Linked DNA regions of Mus musculus: region 2 is linked to region 1. Evidence: chromatin loops called from intact Hi-C (ENCODE). Cell type or tissue: gastrocnemius. All regions are shown on one strand. Links, peaks and the distances in the headings refer to the core of each region. The heading gives the core; the rest is flanking DNA.

Evidence for each region. Peaks named below come from ENCODE experiments on the same cell type or tissue, not always from the same donor. Only the 100,000 strongest peaks of a DNase experiment are listed, where the experiment ranks them.
Region 2: a loop joins it to region 1, with 2.6 times the contacts of the local background. A loop is called at or near these places in 3 of 42 quality-filtered maps.

The regions. Positions count from the first base shown.
Region 1 is chr7:29,175,706-29,185,019 of GRCm38, forward strand. It overlaps Psmd8 (proteasome (prosome, macropain) 26S subunit, non-ATPase, 8), which reads right to left and starts at 4,968. Exons shown (of 7, transcript NM_026545.3): 1 at 4,572-4,968; 2 at 3,438-3,510; 3 at 3,214-3,316; 4 at 1,361-1,526; 5 at 368-468. The coding sequence starts at 4,940. Catsperg1 (cation channel sperm associated auxiliary subunit gamma 1) reads right to left here. Exons shown (of 28, transcript NM_001368407.1): 24 at 9,290-9,314; 25 at 8,974-9,063; 26 at 6,532-6,624; 27 at 6,328-6,427; 28 at 5,827-6,221. The coding sequence ends at 5,967. In gastrocnemius, for the core only: CTCF peaks have their summits at 2,604 (motif pointing right) and 5,102; a DNase peak (open chromatin) is centred at 4,908; H3K4me3 peaks cover 2,951 bases; H3K27ac peaks cover 2,865 bases.
Region 2 is chr7:28,760,830-28,770,143 of GRCm38, forward strand. Nfkbib (nuclear factor of kappa light polypeptide gene enhancer in B cells inhibitor, beta) reads right to left here and starts at 5,815. Exons shown (of 6, transcript NM_001306222.1): 1 at 5,415-5,815; 2 at 1,197-1,302; 3 at 773-1,106. The coding sequence starts at 5,593. It overlaps Sirt2 (sirtuin 2), which reads left to right and starts at 5,923. Exons shown (of 16, transcript NM_022432.4): 1 at 5,923-6,038; 2 at 6,803-6,849. The coding sequence starts at 6,023. In gastrocnemius, for the core only: a CTCF peak has its summit at 5,655; DNase peaks (open chromatin) are centred at 5,812 and 6,909; H3K4me3 peaks cover 2,453 bases; H3K27ac peaks cover 2,208 bases.

The DNA of each region.
Region 1 (9,314 bases), core at 803-8,802:
AAAAGAACACAGCACCCTTCTTCAGATGTCTAGAGGAGGTTCTTGTATGAACAAACAAGAGAGCTTGTCTAGAATGCCTGGGTTCTACCCCCAGCACCACAAAGACCAGGTGTTTGTAATCCCAGCCTGCACTGTGGGAGATGGAGGCACAGGGTCATGGCCAGCCTCGGCTACACGAAACCCTGAGGGCAGCTCAGCAGCAGAGCATTCCTTTAGTTTATACAAGGTTCTGATTGTAGCCCCTAGAGGGGTTGGGACTGGGGCAATACACTATGAGAAACACCAGGGCGTCAATCATAGGCATCAGGCAGTGTGGCATGTAGGGGACTAACAAGGCCAGGAAGTCTGGGGCCTGGACCCCACATACCTGATGGTATCCAGCAGGATGTCAATGAAGAAGGTGTAGCTTTCGGCAGGGATGTTCCCCTTAGCCAGGAATACCTTGTTGTAGCTACCCTCCATGAGGTACTGCCAAAGCCAATGGAGAAGAGGAAGAGGATGGAGTGGCACAGGCTTTTCTTGCTCCCTTGGTGCCTCCCAATCCCTGCTCTACCATAACACCCTCGCTTCTCCACTTCCAAGAAGCACCACCTGGCTTACACACTCACCCTGGCAGCCTCCTCCAAACTGGCATCTAACCTCCAATTATAAGGGGAGAAGAAGGTATATTGACCCCAGCTCCCATTCCATATACATCAACTGCTGGCCCACGGGCCACTCGGCCGTCCTTCTCACAGCATAGTACTTTGCAGGCCTCAGCTCCCACGCCTCACCCCTGACTTACCGGCCTTCTTCCACTGTCTTCTTTGCTGTCTTTAAAATATGGCAGGAGGTTTGTGCCTCAGGACACAAACTGCCTCTGCCAGAGGACCTCTTAGCCCTTTCAGACCCTCTCTGACCGCTCCCAAGCCCAGGTCCTCGTAACAATGCCTCACATCCCACACAGGTACCTCATTCTTTTGGTACTTATCTGCCTCCACACTTCATGGATTCTAGATTAGGGGTTTCGTCTGTTTGATTTGCCTTAACATGAAAACCTTTCCTGGTGCCTGGCACATATATGTTTTGCTGGTTAAAAGAACTGGTGGCGCACACCTTTAATCCCAGCACTCGGGAGGCAGAGGCAGGTGGATTTCTGAGTTCGAGGCAACCCTGGTCTACAAAGTGAGTTCCAGGACAGTCAGGAGTACACAGAGAAACCCTGTCTCGAAAAACAAAAAACAAAACAAAACCAAAAACCAAAAACCAAAAAGAGTTGGTGGATTGAAAATGGCTGATCATTCTTCCAGGAAGCCCTCCCACAATCTAAACTGGTACCACCCACCTCACCCAGGATCTCCCTTCCCCTGCCCAGCCTTACTTGCTCGAGGGAAACAGGGTGTTTGATGTAGACATTGGTCTGGATGTCCTTGGCAGGTAATCGTTCTAATTCTGTGTGGAACTCAGCCACTCGGTTCTGAGATAGCAGGAAGAGGAGATTGAGGCCCAGGAGCTGGTGCATATAGGCTGACTCAGGAAGCTGTTCTCTGTGAGCCAAGGGAGCGGGAAGAAACCACAGTTAACAGGTACTGGGGAGCTAACCAAGTCCCTCATCCACCTTCCAGAATCCTTACAAGTACTTGCATGAGTTCAGACAAGTTAGGTACAGAGAGGCAAAAACGCCACGAGCCACATGGACCAAACATACATGGACTACAGTGATTCAGCCTATTTCCCATCTGCTAAGCAGTTGTCACTAGGTATCCACACCATAAAGGCATGTTCAGTAAAACATAAGTGAATTAAATGGTCTATCATACGTAAAGCCATAAGAATAGCATCCAGAGGCTAGATACTCAGTAAGCAGAATGTTTCCCTCAAAAAAACAAAACTTGGGCTGGTGAGATGGCTCAGTGGGTAAGAGCACCTGACTGCTCTTCCAAAGGTCCGGAGTTCAAATCCCAGCAACCACATGGTGGCTCACAACCATCTGTAACGAGATCTGACGCCCTCTTCTGGTGTGTCTGAAGACAGCTACAGTGTACTTACATATAATAAATAAATAAATCTTAAAAAAAAAAAAGAACAAAACTTTTGGTTCAATCCCCAGCATTTCATAAACAAGACATGGGGTACACACCTGTAATCCCAGTCACTTGGAGGTACAGGGAGGAGTATCCAAAGTTCAAGATCGGAAGGGCTACTGCACAACTGAGTTCTCAGCCAGCTTGGGGCACATAAGGCATAGCCTCAAAGAACAAGAGCTCAGGGGCAGCTGGGGGGTGGGGGGGCTGGACAGATGGCTCGGTGGTTAAGAGCACTGACTACTCTTCCAGAGGTCCTGAGTTCAATTCCCAGCAGCCACAGGGTGGCTCACAACCATCTGTAATGGGATCTGATGCCTCTGGTATGTCTGAAGACAGTGACAGTGTACTCACATACATAAAATAAATAAATCTTAAAAACAAAACAACAACAGCTGGGTATTGTGGCCCACGCGGTTAATCCCAGCACTGGAGGCAGAGAGTCAGGCGGATCTCCAGGCCAGCCAAAGCTACACCGAAACAAACAAAACAAACAAAAACACAAAAACCCCACAACAACAACAACAAAAAAACCAGCAGGGGGCAGCACTACATATAATCTCCAGGTGTAGACAGGTGGACCACCTTGAACCCAGTCTCAAACAAAATAAAACAACCAGCACTTTGTGAAGCAAAGCAGCATCCTATTGGCTGTTGTAGACATGCCAGCTAGAGGGAAAATGAAGGGGTAACTCAGAGCCACACTGGGTACAGGGGACATAGTGTGGGACTAGATAAGGGAAAACAGATTGGATGGAGGGGCTGAAGAGATGGCTCAGCAGTTAAGAGCACTAGATGCTTGAAGAGCTCTGCACTTTCAGAAGTCCTGAGTTCAATTCCCAGCACCCATGTAGCAGCTCACAACCATCTGTAATAGGATCCCACGCATTCCTCTGGTGTTCAGACATACAAGCAGACAGAGCACCCATATACATGGAAATACACAAATAAAATCAAACTGTTTAGAAACGTACAGAACCAGACTACATAAACCCAGTCTCAAGATCTCTAATCTTCTGGCCCTCCAGCTTCTGGGGACAGAGCTGAGAACGGCAATGGTTCTCAGGCGAAGAAGGCAACGGAGGACGCCAGATACACAAGGAACTACCCACTCCTGCTCCAGTCCCCTCCCTAGAGGGCCCAACCTCACTTGTAATCAAAGTAGTAGCATTTGAGTTGGGCCATGTAGCGCTCGAAGGAGGGAATGTCTTTGCACAGGATGCTCCACTGGGCCCCGATCTCCAGAATGTCACCTGTAGGTAAGGGGACAGGGGCTCTCAGGTGGTGGCTGGAATCCCTCCTGGGATCACCACCCCAGTCATTCCTACAATGACCCCAGGCCCATCACCCTCCACCAACCCTAGTGACACTCACGGGCCAGAATGAGTTGCTGTTTAGTCAGTTTGGTCCCCGTGGTTGGCAGGAAATTGAGCTCAAGCAGAACCAACTGAGGGGGAAGGAATGAGGACGAGATTTCAAATATAGATTACTTACGTTCTCTGGACTTTTATGTTCCTACTTGGAAAAGCTTGCATGCATCCTAACCCACACAACTGCCATGAATATTAGTGGAGTCAGACCTTGTAAAGCAAACACCAAAGGGCCCAAGAACACGGAGCGTACCAATTGGATTACCTCATCTTACAAATATTAGTAACTCCACTGAGAAACACGAGGCACTTGGTGCCTGACCCAGGGGGATCATGGGGTAGGGAGACGCCCATGACCTCAATTCTTCCTGTTGCTATATTTAGCTTGTTTTAGGTTTCTCTCTTGTTTAAGACAGCATCTCCCCAGGCAGGCCAATCTAGTCTAGAACTGGAGAGCCTGGTGTGAGCCTCTCGAGTGCTAGGATTACAAGTGTGGGACATCGTGTTCAGCCATTATATGCAGGTCTGGGAAGACCTCCACCACAGTGTGCCCGAGAAGGGGTAACAAGGAATGTGGGGCATTCCTTTTCCCTCCCCCCCCAGTCCATCCCAGACACCATTCCTTAGTAAACTTGGGAACCTAACACATATTTTGTTGTTGTTTACTTATTATTATTATATATATATTTTGAGACGAAGTCTATGTAGCCCAGCCTCCTCAAACTCGCTATTGAAGACCAGACTGGCCTTCTATCCGCCTGAGTGTGTTTACAACCGAAACGTGTGCTCTTCTAGGTTCGTTTTTGGCTTCAAACTGTTCCTGTTGCCCCTCTTCACACAGGTGTTTCCTAACCTCTGCTCCCTCACAGCTTACCTGGGCTTTATTTGCCACACATTCCCTCAACGTCCCGTCACCTCAGACTTATTCTTTTCACTATCTCCCCGTTTGTCACTGATCCCACTCCTTCCTGCCTCCCTCCAAGTAACAAAGCTCGAACCATCTCATTCGATTCTGCCAGAACCAATCTTTCCATCATCACTCCCTTAACGACACCTCAGGGCCCGCTCTACCAGCCTCGATCTCCCGTCTGTCACCTTCCCCCAGGCATTAGGCATCTAGGACCCGGCGACCTCTTACCTTCAGGCGGCCCAGTTCTTCTCCACATTTACTAAGGTTCGGGTTCTTCCGGTTCCACTCGTCCTTGAGTTGCTCGTACATGCCGGCCGCTGCCTGCAGGATCCCGACCGAGGTGGCCGCGGGTCCGGAGCTCGAGACGGTGGTCGACCCGTTCACCGTAGCCGCTGTGGCCGCCATCTTCCGTGATGCGGCAAGCCGCCGACCCGACTTACGGCAGCGACGCCGGGCAATGGACTCCCGGCGGAAATGAGGCCGGGAGGTGGAGCCCAAAACTGGAGGCGGAGCTACCACTGCCAGTTTCCGCCCCCCGCGGGAGGAGCGCCGCGGCTCTCCTCGGGGTGTCTTCGCAGCCCGACCCTTAATGAACATGCCGCAGCTCCGCCTCTGCTGTCATTCAAAATGGCGAACGGAAGTCCGTTCGCTCCAACTGAAAACAATGCCCACAATGTCCCGCCCACCTGTAGTCACCATGGCCACCCTCGCTGGCTTCGGCCTGTGGAATGTCCATCTTAAGGGTACCGCCTCTACGTCAAGGGGTGGCGATGTGGAGCCATTTGGAAAACTTGTCAGGTGTCACTACATAGGCAGGCTGAGAGAGGACTAGCAGGTGAGATTTAAGATTAGGCGTTCGTGTTTATCAGAGCATCATTCTTCCACGTTTTTTTCAGACTCTTTAAAAAGATTTATTTATTCATTTTATGTATATAAGTACACTGTGGCTGTCTTCAGACACCCCAGAAGAGGGTATTTGATCCCTTTATGGATGGTTGTGAGCCACCATGTGGTTGCTGGGAATTTTAGTCAGGGCTTCTGGAAGAGCAGTCAGTGCTCTTAACCACTGAGCCATTTCTCTTATTTTCTCTTATTCCATTTTTTTCTTATTTTTGAAATTAAAATAGAATTACAGACCGAGCTTTGTGGTTCACGCTTTTAATCCCAGCACTTGGGATGCAGAGGCAGGCGGATCTCTGAGTTCCAGGCCAGCCTGGCCTACAGGCATGCGTGTGTGTGTGTGTGTGTGTGTGTGTGTGTGTGCGTGCATGTGCCCATGTTGAGGTCAGAGGACAGCTTCACAGAGTCGGCTCTCTCTTTAGATCTCATGAGGCCTGGGGATCAAACCCAGGTTGTCAGGCTTGAGAGCTCCTTTATCTGCTGTGCCATCTTGAAAATAAAAGATTCTGACATCATTCTGACAGTTAACTACAGCTGTGCTGGTACAAACCAAGCGGACGTGAGCCTTTCTGAGGACTCGGGACTGATTCTGCAAGGAGGCTTTATTAGGGTCTGAATGAGACATGAGCATTCTAGCCAACCAGAAAGTCCTGGGGAGGTGGCAGGCTGCATTCCCATGAGGAGAGGCCTAAGGGTTCATGAGGAAGAGTACAGACCAGGGACTCAGGCCACCTTTGCTCTCTTAGCTTGAACATTGTCCTCTTTGGTACCTGGTCTGGAGGGACCCTCAAAACTTCCCTCTGAGCTGTGAGAATGGAGGGTGAAGCCCCCAGAAGAGGAGGAAGATGAATAGGTCTCTGGTGCCATCATGTTGTGAATCTTCCAGCGAAATGAGACCCAGGCCTTCACTATGTGAGGCCACACGAGGCAGAACAGGATGTAGAAGACAACCAGGGCTATAAAGAAGCTGGTAGACACCTGCAAGCCCAGTACAACAGTCACAAGGGGTCGGGGTTGGGGTTGGGGTATAGTAGTAGGTGAACCCCCTGCCCACCCAGTAAGGAAGCCTTTGGCTGCCACTCACCATAACAATGAAGGAGGACCGCTTGCTGCTGAGCGGTAGCCCATGGATGTGCACTATAAAGGTGAGCTTGTAGTCACAGTATGTGCTATTGTCTACACCTCTGGTGAGGGAATGGAGTCCAGGATTGAGTTAAATGTCAAGGGACAATCTCAGCACACTGCATCCCCACCCTCAACATACACCTAGGCTTTATGCCTGGCTTACCTATTGCTCACTAACAACTTGAAGAAGAACTCAGGTGGGTAGATGCTTTGGGGGATGATGTCATAGCAAGGGGAGTTCTCCAAGCACAGCCACCTACAAGTCCAAAAGTAGACAGCTGTAGCACCTACAGTCCAGGGGAAACACTAATTTCTCCAATCTGCCTGCTGCTTGGTGACTATGGTGCTTCAGACTGAACTTGGGGCCTCATGAGAGTTAGGCAAGCATTCTACTGCTGGGCCAAGACTCAACTCATTGCAGTACTGCAGGCAAGCACCCTCCAACAGAGCCACACCTCCAGTCTCTAGTCTCAGAGAGTAAGGCTGTCTGAGCACCAGCCATCAAGCAGTCTGGCTGCTCAGTTGCTACCTGCTGCCTCCACCTGCCAACTGATCTAGATGTTGGACTAAATACCTACTGTATGCCACCTTCATCCCACAAGTACAGTCTGGACACCAGCTAAGTACAGACTCACATCTTTTCTCACTAATTCCCTCTTGTCCATTATTCAATAAACCCAGATCGAACATGGTCTTGGGTGCAGTTGGTTAATTTGCCCATTTTGAAGTGTAAGTTTCTGGCTATATCGTATGATGCTGAAGCATTTGAGAACTCTTATTAAAAGTAGGTTTAAAAAAAAAATCTAAGCCTTGGGCTGTCGAGATGGCTCAGCGGGTAAGAGCATGACTACTCTACTGAAGGTTCTGAGTTCAAATCCAGCAACCATATGGTGGCTCACAACCATCTGCAATAAGATCTGACAACCTCGGCCGTGGTGGCCATCTTCTAGTAACTAGCCAACGTGATAAACACAAAGGGAAGGAGGAGAGGCATCTGGTATATGTTCTCTAAGGCTTTTAGGAAACATGGTGAGCCGGGCGTGGTGGTGCATGCCTTTAATCCCAGCACTTGGGAGGCAGAGGCAGGAGGATTTCTGAGTTCGAGGCCAGCCTGGTCTACAAAGTGAGTTCCAGGACAGCTTGGGCTACACAGAGAAACCCTGTCTCTAAAAACCAAAAAAAAAAAAAAAGAAAGAAAAAAAAAAGGGGGGGAACATTGTGTTGTTCCTTTGGCCACAGACATAGGAATCTACAAGAAGGGTGATATTGTAGACATCAAGGGAATGGGCACTGTTCAAAAAGGAATGCCCCGGGCTAGAGAGATGGCTCAGTGGTTAAGAGCACTGACTGCTCTTCCAGAGGTCCTGAGTTCAATTCCCAGCAACCATATGGTGACTCACAACCATCTGTAACTGATTTGATGCCCTCTTCTGGTGTGTCTGAAGACAGCTACAGTGTATTCATGTACATACAATAAATAAAATCTTAAATTAAAAAATCTAAGCCTAGAACTGGAGAGATGGTTCAGAAGTCAAGAGCACTGACTGCTTTTCCAGAGGTCCTGAATTCAATTTCCCAGCAAACACATGGTGGCTCACAACCATCTGTAATGGGATACGATCCCACCTCTGGTGTGTCTGAAGACACTGACAGTGTACCCACATACATGAAATAAATAAATCCTAAAAAAAAAAGAAAGAAATAAATAAAGAAAGAAAGAAACCTAAGCCTACACATTTGCTGCCTTATTTTTTTCTTTCATTGGTTAAAAATGGTTTTCAAACCCCTGCATACTAATTAGGTCCTCTATAGTTTCTTCATTTGTTAAAATCTCCACTTAGCTGTCAATGAACTCTGACCAGGCGTTAACTTGTTCCTTCTTCATTTTTAAAATGTTATTTTGTGTCTATTCAAATTGTGCATAGAGAGACAGGTCCTCCAGGAGACAGGGACAGGCTCTGAGAGGCCAGGACCAAAATGTGAGGAGGTAGATATGCAGGCAGAGGGCCAGGGAAGGTTGTGGAGGTTCAGGCAAAGGCTCAGGGTGGGAAAGGCATGTGAGAGTTCAGAGGGATTGACTGCCCATCTTGGGGAAAAAAGGGCATGGCTAAGCCCTCCTGAAGGAAGGAGCATGTGATCTAAGGCTGCAAGGCAGAGTAAAAGGCCCTGGACTTCCAGGAGAGCCTCTCTCTACGAAGGAGAGCCCTCCTTTGGAAACACTAATACGGTTAAGGTATTATCTGGGAAGCCTCTTAGAGACAAGCACAATGGGCCAGAAGGATGAGGTGGGGAAAAGCTTGTGCAAAGGGCGGATCTATAGTCCCCACATTTCAGAAGTAGGACAATCATAATTTTAAGGATAGGTGGAGCCACATAGTGAGACTCTGTGTAAAACAAAAATACCAGGGTGAGGGAACAGGGGAAATAACAGCAGGGGGGAGCAGTTGAGTAGGTAGAAGGTTTGCCTGGCATACACCAAGCCCCGGGTTGGAAACTCAGACCCCCATAAACCTGTGTGGGAGACTCTGAGGAACAGGGTCATCCTCAACTACACAGTGAATTCAAGGCTAGCCTGGAGGGTGGAACTCTCAGGACCTGCACTCACTCGACTCCAGGGCTCTCATGGGACATTATGTAGAACTTTTTGTCCTCCGTGGTCCTTTCGACCTTTGTTTTCCAGATGAGGCTATTCGTTCTATGCAGGCCCATATAAAGTCAAAGTGGGTTGAGAGCAGAAATAGTTCTCAGCACCTAAGGGTGGGGACCTAGTAGGTGGGGCAGGATTGTGGAACCCTAGACATTACTGTCTGAGGCACCTTGAGTGTAGCTTGCAGAAAGAGTCCCCTGCATAACTGGAAGTGGGAGGGGTGACCCTACAAACCAGACCCACCAACTGTGGACTGGGGTCCCCAAGGGATTACGTGTCCAGCGGGCTGTTGTAACGGA
Region 2 (9,314 bases), core at 674-8,673, 420 kb before region 1:
ACAATAACAGTAAAAGTCCCCAAAAGGGCCTGGGGCTCAGGACTCTGGCTATCAGATGACCTCAGTCTATTCATGAGGCGGGGCTGAGAGGGTAACCCGCATCCTCTGCCCCTGGCTGGGGACATGGGATGGATCCTCTCATCATGGTCAGGCTGGGCTGGTGGCTCATACTCGGGAACAATTCTGGAGGGAAGTCACCTTGCAGATGGGTAGCCCTGGTTTAACCACTGTATCCTGGCATCTCTGGACCTGTGGCTGACAGGTCTGGGTTATAAGTGGTCTGACGTCTAGACCTGTGGGAGAGGGGCCTTGTACGTCCAATTCTTAGTACTCCTGAGACTGTGTGGAGGGCCTTAGTCCAGATGCTAGGATTTACGGAGCCTAGGGATGACTTCCCAAGGAGCTAGTTTTGCTTTGAGGGTTTTTTGAGACAGGGCCTGAATTTGACCTCATGATGTTTCTGCCACCCAAGTGCTGGGACTGGGTGTTTGTTTGAGATGGGGTCTCCTGTAACCTAGACTGGCCTCAAACTAGCTAGCACCAAGGATGACCTTGAACTCCTGATCCTCTGGCTTCCAGAGACTGGTATTATAGGCATACACCAAGCTGTTTATGCCGGGGATTGAACCTAGGGCTTTACGTATGCCAGATGAGCACTCCACCAACCAGGGTATGTCTGAGGCCATTGGCTACAACTCAGGTTGGGTGAGAGGAGCTGGGAGCCTGGGACTGGCCAGGAGCTCACATCTTCCCCAAGGCCTGGGGCTCTCACCATCATAGTTTTCAGCTTCTAGTTGTAGCCTCCAGTCTTCATCACGCGGCTCCTCTTCGTTCTCTGGGTTGGGTTGGGAATCCACGGCAGCAGGGGCATGGCTGGTGTCTGGGGTACAGTCCTGGCTCTGAGTGAGGTAGGTATCTGAGGCATCTCTTGGGTGGCTGGGACGGGGCTGGAGCAGTACGCACGCGCACGTGTGTGCCCTGACCCGGCAGGCCAAGTGCAATGCCGTGTGGCCCCCTCTCTCAGCCACCAACACTCCTGCACCGGCTGCATACAACTTCTCTACTGTAGATGCCTCCCCAAGGATGGCTGCTAGATGCAGGGCTGTCTACAGGGATAGAGAGAAGGGGTTAGTTAGGGCCACGCTGACAATCCTGGACCCACCCGGCTCCCTACAGCACACATCCCCATGGCTCACTTGGCCTAGGTCATTCTGCAGGTCAAGGTACTCGGTGCCGGCGGAGAAGCCCAGGAGGAAATCCAGGAAGGGCTCATGCTGATGAATCACAGCCAAGTGCAGGGCTCTGAGGACAAAAGGCAGAGGTCAGTGTCACAGAGTGTCTACTGTGTGCTACAAACTGTGGCCACGGTGGAAACCTGTCAGTGTTCCGGAGAGTCGAGGGCAGAAGCTAATCTAGCACTTTGTCTGGCTGCTCCGTGTTCTGAGCTAAGATAGGGTCTTCATAAGTGGCCCACACTGACCTTGAGTTCAAGCCCTCCCACCTCAGCCTCCTGAGTAGCTCGGCTGACAAGCCAGGGGAATCCATAGACTTAGTGATTTCAATAGCTCTCGTCACCAATAGGCCCAGCTACCAAATTTGTTTCACCTGTGTTAACTAAGTAACATAATCAGTGTAGTAGCTCTAATTCCAGCATCCGGGAAACCTGAGGCAGGAGGATTGTTAGTTCAAGGCCAGACTGGGCTACATGGTGAGTTCCAGAGCAGCAGGGTTAAAAACTAAATAATGAGATTCGATCACACACACATACAGAAATGCTGGGCATGGCGGCCCATGTGAGAGAGGCAAAAGCGGTGGATCTCTGAGAATCCCAGGCTAGCCTGATCTGCATGGTGAGCTCCTGGTCAGCTAGGGCTACACTGTGAGACCTGTCTCAAATAATAATACGGTAATAAAGTGAGGTACAATCGAGGTAGACAGCCAGTATGGATCTCTGTCCTCCACACATAAACATACACATACACACAGACAAGCTGGATACGATGGCTCTCACCACACACATACACAGACACACACACACACACACACACACACACACACACACACTCAGTGTAGCTCTAAGAACAGACCTTCAAATTACATAAAGCAAAAGCTAACAAGGAGAAGAAGCAACAGACGAATCCATAGGTGTGGTAACTTCACTAGGTCTCTGTCACCAACTGTTCCAACAAGTAGGAAAGCAGGAGCAAATGAACGGCAGGGCTCTGTGGTGGCTGCTGCCCTGTCTTTGCAGTCATGAGGACTGAACCTAAGGTAGCTTGCATGCAGGGACGCTGGCTGCCACTGAGCTACCTGCTATTGGTTCCCCTCATTTTGAAGTAGGGCCTCGCTGTGAATGTCCCCAGCCTGGACTTGAATTCACTCTATTCCTCGGCAGGTCCTGACCTTGAGCTCCTCCTGCCTCAATCTTCTTTGTAGCTGGAATCACACGCCCAGCTTTGAACAACACTGCTAACCAACATTCCCTCTAAGTCACACGTTGTCAAAATGAATTCCACCGGCACACAGTTCCCGAGAGCACTCGCCCAGCACTCAGAAGGCCCTGGGTCTGATGGCCAGCGCTGCAAGAGAAAAACTAGAGACCGCAAATCAGACAAAACATGTTCTCTGCCCGCAGTAAAATGAAATTTAAAGCTGGTAACAGAGAGATCTGGAAACTCCTCCAAGCGTGAAAAATGAACATACTTCTTCATAACCTACTGGCCAAAGGAGAAACCAAGAGAAATTAGAAAATATACTCATTTATGCAAAAATAAAAACACAATATATCAGAAGTTCTCCAGAGGGAATATTTACAGCATTCCAAGCACATTAGAAAAGAAGAGAGATGAGCTGGGCAGTGGCTTGCTTGGTAGACTGCTAGCTTAGCGTGCATAAGAACCTGGGATCAATCCCAACTCTGCATAAACCAGGCACGCACCACCTTGCCCGGAATTCCAGGCAGGAAGACCAAGAGTAGGGTAGGGTAGGAGCAATGGCTTAGCAGTTAAGAACACTTGTTGCTGCCGGGCAGTGGTGGCGCACGCCTTTAATCCCAGCACTTGGGAGGCAGAGGCAGGCGGATTTCTGAGTTCGAGGCCAGCCTGGTCTACAAAGTGAGTTCCAGGACAGCCAGGGCCATACAGAAAAACCCTGTCTCAAAAAAACAAAAAACACTTGTTGCTCTTGCAGAAGACCCCGGTTTGATTTTCAGCACCTACATTGTGGCTCATAGCCATCCCTAACTCCAGTTCCAGGGGATCCAACATTTATACACATAAAGTAAAATTATTTGGGAAGCAGGGGCAGACATATCTCTGAGTTCAACGTCAGTCTGCTCTACATAGAGAATTCCAGGACAGCCAAGGCTACACAGAGAAACCCAATCTCAAAAAACCAAAAATAAATAAAATAAACCAAAGAAAAATTTCATAATGTGTAGACAGAATCTCTTATAGGCAACACCTGTCAATAAAAAAGCAAACGGCCAATGAGCTGAAGCAGGAAATAGGAGGTGGGACACTGGCAGGAAAAGAAAGGATTCTGGGAAATAGTGAGAGAATAAAAGGAGACACAGGGAGAGACACTGGAGGAGTCACTGAGAGAGACACCGAGAAAGACGATGCTAAGGAAGAAGCAGGCCCGAGACTGAAGGAAAACATAGAATGATTTAAATGGGTTAAATAAGTTATGTGTTAGCTATGGAATGGGCCAAAGCTTGTAGCCAAGGCATTTATTAATAAATAGTTAATGCCAGAGTCCTTATTGTTGGGAATTAAGTGGCCGGAAGAAAAAAAAAAAAGGATTCATTTTTTTTTACAGTAGTGTTCAAGGCTAGCCTGGGCTACATAGTGAGACACTGACTTAAAAGGGGGGTGGGGTTGGAGGCTGGGAAATGTTTTGCTAAGTAAAGCACAGTGACCTTAGTTTAGAACCCACATAAGAAAAAGCTGGGTGTGATTGTAAGTATTTATAGTCCCAACACTAGGGAGGAGAACCCTGGAATGGAGCACAGTGGTGCGCGCCTTTGATCCCAGCACTCCGGAGGCAGAGGCAGGTGGATGAGTTTGAGGCCAGCTTGGTTTACATAGTGAGTTCCAGGCCAGCCACCCTGTCTCAAAGAGGAAGAGGAGGGTAGAGAGCAAGAGATGACCGCTGAGGCTCTCAGGCCAGCTAGTCTAGCCTACGTGCTCAGTGCAGCCCAAGGTTGCCCTCTAGTCCACACACACACACACACACACACACTCCCCAGGCGGGATGTAGTGATACCCACTTGGGAGCTGAAAGCAGGAGAATGAAATGTTCAAAGCTATCCTCAGCTACAAAGTAACCTCAAGGCTAGCCTGGGCTACATGAGACCGTCAAACACAAACAATCGAGAAAGGAAGGGGGAGGATAAAGAAAGCACAAAAACCAGACCCAAAGTAACCAGAGGGAAATAATAAAGGAACAGGAACCAACAAAGTAGAAAGTGAAAACTAAGGCAACTACTCCTGGCTCTTTAAGATGAGTGTTTGTTGGGTTCCCCTCATGGGTCAGGCACTGAGTCACTGGGCATACGCAATAAGCACAAAGGACAAGAAAATCCCGGGTACAATCCCTTAATGCACGCCGTCACCACAACCATCCCTTCTCCCCAGCTTATCTACTAATCAACATTTCCTACTCTTTAACCTTTTTTCAGTCACCCTCTCCTCCTTTTCCTCTTCCCTCCTTTTTGATACTGGGTCCTTCCAGGCTGTCCTCGGACTAGTGATCCTCCTGCCTCAGCCCCTCGAGTGCCAGAATGACAAGTGTGTACCATCACACTCAGCTAAACTAAAACCAGGGATTGGAAGGTGGTAGTTTGGGAGAAGCATTTGGCTAACAGATGAATCTAGCCTCATAGAATAGAGTTTCTACATCTTATGTAGCTCTGGCTGGCAGGGAACTCAATCAGGTGGCCTCAAATTCACAGAGATCCACCTGCCTTTGCCTTCCAAGTGCTGTGAGAGCCATGACACCCACCAGCTCAATTTCTTAACTGCAGGGTCAATACTGGACGTGTCAGCTTCAGAGACTCAGGGCCAAGAACTAGTTTTGAAATCAAAATCTGGCTTATACAAGAATAGCCAAAGACCAAAGACTACATCTGGAAGTAAGAGGTAAGAAGATGTGGGAACTAGAGTGGTCGGAAAGGTTCAGATCCGATTTGGGGATCAGGAGCTCAAATTTATAGAGTTCAAAAAAGGTGAGACACTTGACTGTGTGAAAGCGTACCAGTCTCACAATTTAGTGTTTGGGGGTTAAGGGCCAGGAAGTCCAGCATCGGAAATCAAGAGTTAGGAACGAGACGATACGAAGTCACAGGAATCGTAGGCTAAAGGGGACTCAGGTAAGATCCCAGGGCTCAGTCTAGTAATTTAAGGTTTACTCACGTGTCCCCATCCTCAGTGACGTAGCCAAAGACTAAGGGCGCCCACGACAGCTCTGGGCCAAGCTCTGCGCCCAGACCTGGTCCTCCGGGAGCCGCTGCGTCGGGACCTAGAGAGCCCAGGCCGCTGTCGCACCATTCATCGGCATCCGCAGTTTTCCCCAAGCACGCGACCCCGGCCATGGCCCCAGCCACCTCGGGTGGCCCCCTGTGGTCGCCTGCCTGTCGCTGGGCTCTGCGATGAGCTCCAGTGCTTCCGCCCTATCGGGAATTCCCCAACACGCCCCCTCATATACCCAATCAAAATGTTTTAAATAGCTACACCCCGCCCCTGTACTGCACCACAGCCAATCAGAAAAATGAGGTGGACATTCGCTCGCTGAGTTTCCCCACATTTTCCAGACGCCCTTTATCAATATGGCCGCCGGCGCCAGGCTTTTTGGGATTTGTAGTTTGATAACATGAGAGGCACATTGTACGAAAGCGGTTATGGGGATCGCATTGCCTGCCGGGAGTTGTAGTTCTCTATCCTATCTCGGCCTCTTCTTGTTTCCGCTGCCGTCACGGGACAGAGCAGTCGGTGACAGTCCCGAGGGCCCCCACCCCGTTCCCATGGCCGAGCCGGACCGTGAGTTAGGGGCCCTGTTGGGAGGGTGGGAGGGTCGGGCCGCGCCGGGGCCTGGCTTTGGGCTGCAGGCCCCGGGGCCCGAGGGTAGGCTCGGTGGGGCGGGAGACAGGATCTACCTGAAGGGAGTGGGATTCGGAGGGGTGTTGCTAAGTGGTCCGTATTACTAGGTTGGTTGGTTTCTGGATTGTGAAATGTAAGGGTCCGATTGTCAAGTTCTTAATGATCGCATTTCTCGTACTTTGGCTGCTGAGGACCCTCGTTGCTAAGGACCAAAGTTACCACTATCCCGGTTGCTAAGGTTGTCTGTTGTTAAGGGCAACTGTAGGATGGGTTCCGGGGACCCCTGTGGCCCCTTACTATCTCATTCCTTCAGTTCTTGTGCCTCTCCTAAACCTCCTACCTTCACTGCATCTCCTCTCCCACACTCAACTCTCAGCAGAAGTATCCCTACTTACGTCTCTTGAAAAACTTAGCCCTCCCTCATTCTCTCGACTCGCACATGCTACCATATCCTGCTTAACTCTGAAACCTTCCTTCAGTCCAGTCTCGCCTGCTTTCTCCTCCTAAAGATTCCCCTCCTCAGCCTTTTCACGTCACACATACCTCCACTCTAAAATATGCCTTTTCCCATCTCCGATAGTTTTACTACCATCCCTGACTCTGAAATAATTAGGTTGGTGGGTCCTCTTGTCCTCCACCATTGTGAGCCCTTCTGCTTAACTCTTTCCCCGCACTGTAACCACGTCTGCTCCCCTCCTCCCCAGCCTCTGACCCTCTGGAGACCCAGGCAGGGAAGGTGCAGGAGGCTCAGGTGAGATGGGGAAGGGGTGGAGGGAAGGAGAGACTTGGTTCCACGTGCCGCACTGGGGGGAGGTGGCAAGGGAAGGCTTTTACCCAAGGGCCCTTGGCTTATGGCCCTGATCCCCAAGCCCATCTGGGGATTAGTACAATCTCCTGGGAGAATGGTGGCTTCTTGGGACTGTCAAGGAAAATGTATAGCCTCAACCCCTGGTTCCCTTCCATATCGTCCTCGTTTCCTACTGTTGCCCATCCCATCCTCAGCCCCTTCTGAACCTCATTTGTGCTGGACCTGAAAGAGACGGTTTTCCAGTTCAATCCGCAAACTCAGATCCTATGAGGTGGGGGAAAGGACCCTATAGGGCACGTTATAAAAGTATCGAAGCTGGGTGTGGTGCCAGCCCCCTGTAATGCCAGCACATGGGGGGGGGCAGGGGAGGGGGGAAGTGAGGTAGGAGGATGGAGAAAGGAGAGGCAGCTTGGGCCATATGGTGAGACCCAGTCTCAAAAAAGGAGGGAGGAAGGGAGAGAGCATACCCCTGGAGTACCGGGCAAACTCTGTGGGTCAGAGATTATAGAAGATTCTAGCCAAACTCTCCCCTGGTGGAACCCACAAGCTGATCTAGGAACAAGACCAAGATATAGTCACAGTGTCGTATAAGTGAAGTGATAAGGGATTTTCTTAAATGAGATCGGAGGTGGTGTTCCATGCAGGGTACAGGCCTGAGAGCACGAAGGGATAGTAGATGTTTCAGTAGTTGGGTTGCTGGCGTGGTCATTTATTGATACTCTGCCTGAATTTTAATGTACATGACTTCATTTAATCTTTGCAGCATCCCAGTGAAGGGAAGGCCTCTCATGGCTGTGTTACAGATGAGCAGCTTACTTGGTGAAAACTGTTAACCCCTGTGTTCTTTGGGTAGAAAGGAAAGGGCTTGAAACTTATGGGGAAATGGGCTCCGAAAGATGCTGCAGCTTCAGTGGAGTGTAGATGAGCCATCTCAAAGATGTTTGAAGACACGTGCCAAGGCCTCCGGTTCCCCCAGAGGCCAGGTTGTCCTCATATACTCGAGGAGTGGTTCTCAATCTTCCTAATGCTGCAACCTTTTAATGTAGCTCCAACGGTGTGGTGTCCCTCCAACCATAAAATTATTTTGTTACTACTTCATAACTGTCCTTTTGCTACTGTTATGAACTATAATGTAAATATCAGATATGTAGGATATCTGATATGGGACCCCCCCCCCAAGAGAGGGTCGCTTGATCCCTAAAGGGATTGTGTCCCACAGGTTGGGAAACAGTGTACTGGACCATGCCTACAACCACTGAATGCCAGCATGCTCATCCTATGAGACCACACTTCGAAGGGAGGCAGGTGCAGAAGCTGTGGTCAACAATACCCCCATAAGAGCTGTGACAGCCTGCTGTGGGTCTCTAGTCTCTTACTTGTCTGGCTCCCAAATGAAGGCTTAATGCCAGACTAAAAAAGGGTTTCACAGTCAAAAGGGGTTCTCAGTGGCCAAGAAGATGTGGGGTGTCAATTGCAGCATTATCCAGATGGGGCAACGCTAGCAGCAGCCTCAGTGGCTGTCAGGAGAGGGAGTCAATGAACCACGGTTCATCATACAATGTGTTACTATGGAGCCACAATAAAGAATGAGGTGGGGGCTGGAGAGATGGCTCAGTGGTTAAGAATTCTATTCCAGAGAACCTGAGTTCCATGTACCAGGCGCTCACAAGTGACTATAACTCCAGTCCCAGGGGATCTGACTCTATGGAGACTTGCACACACATGCACATATTCACATAACTAAAATAAACTAAAGAGAATGATGTAGGTCTGTGAAACATTGTGCAGTATCTTACTCTGGCAAGACCCAGTTCTATAATAATGAGCAAATGCGCAAAACCTCACGCCGAGAAACCACGTAGAGTTATCTCTGTTTAACTGTTGCTTGGTTTTGCTTTGGTGTTTGTTCGTTATCCAGGCTCAGGAGGCCGAAGGGGGAGGATTAGGAGTTGGAAGCCATCTTAGGTAAAACAGTAAGACTTGGACAGGCTCTTTTTAAAGCTTTTATCTTTTTTTTTTTTTTTTTTTTTTTTTTTTTTTAGTTTCATGTGCATTGGCATTTTGCCTGCGTGTGTGTCTGTGTGAGCGTGTCACATCCCCTAGAACTGGGGTTACAGGCAGCTCTGATCTGCCATGTGGGTGCTGGGAATTGAAGCAGTCAGTGCTCGTAACCACTGAGCCATCTCTCCAGACCCTCTTTTTAAAATTTTACACCTAGTTTGTTTTGTGTGTGTGTGTGTGTGTGTGTGTGTGTGTGTGTGTGTGTTTAGGATACACACGCCACAGTATATGTATGGTGATCTGAGGACAGCTATCGTCTCCTCCCACCATGTGGGGCCTGGGAATCAAACGCAGATTGTCAGGCTTAGCAGGCAGCCCCTTCCCCTGGTGACCCATCATGCCAACTT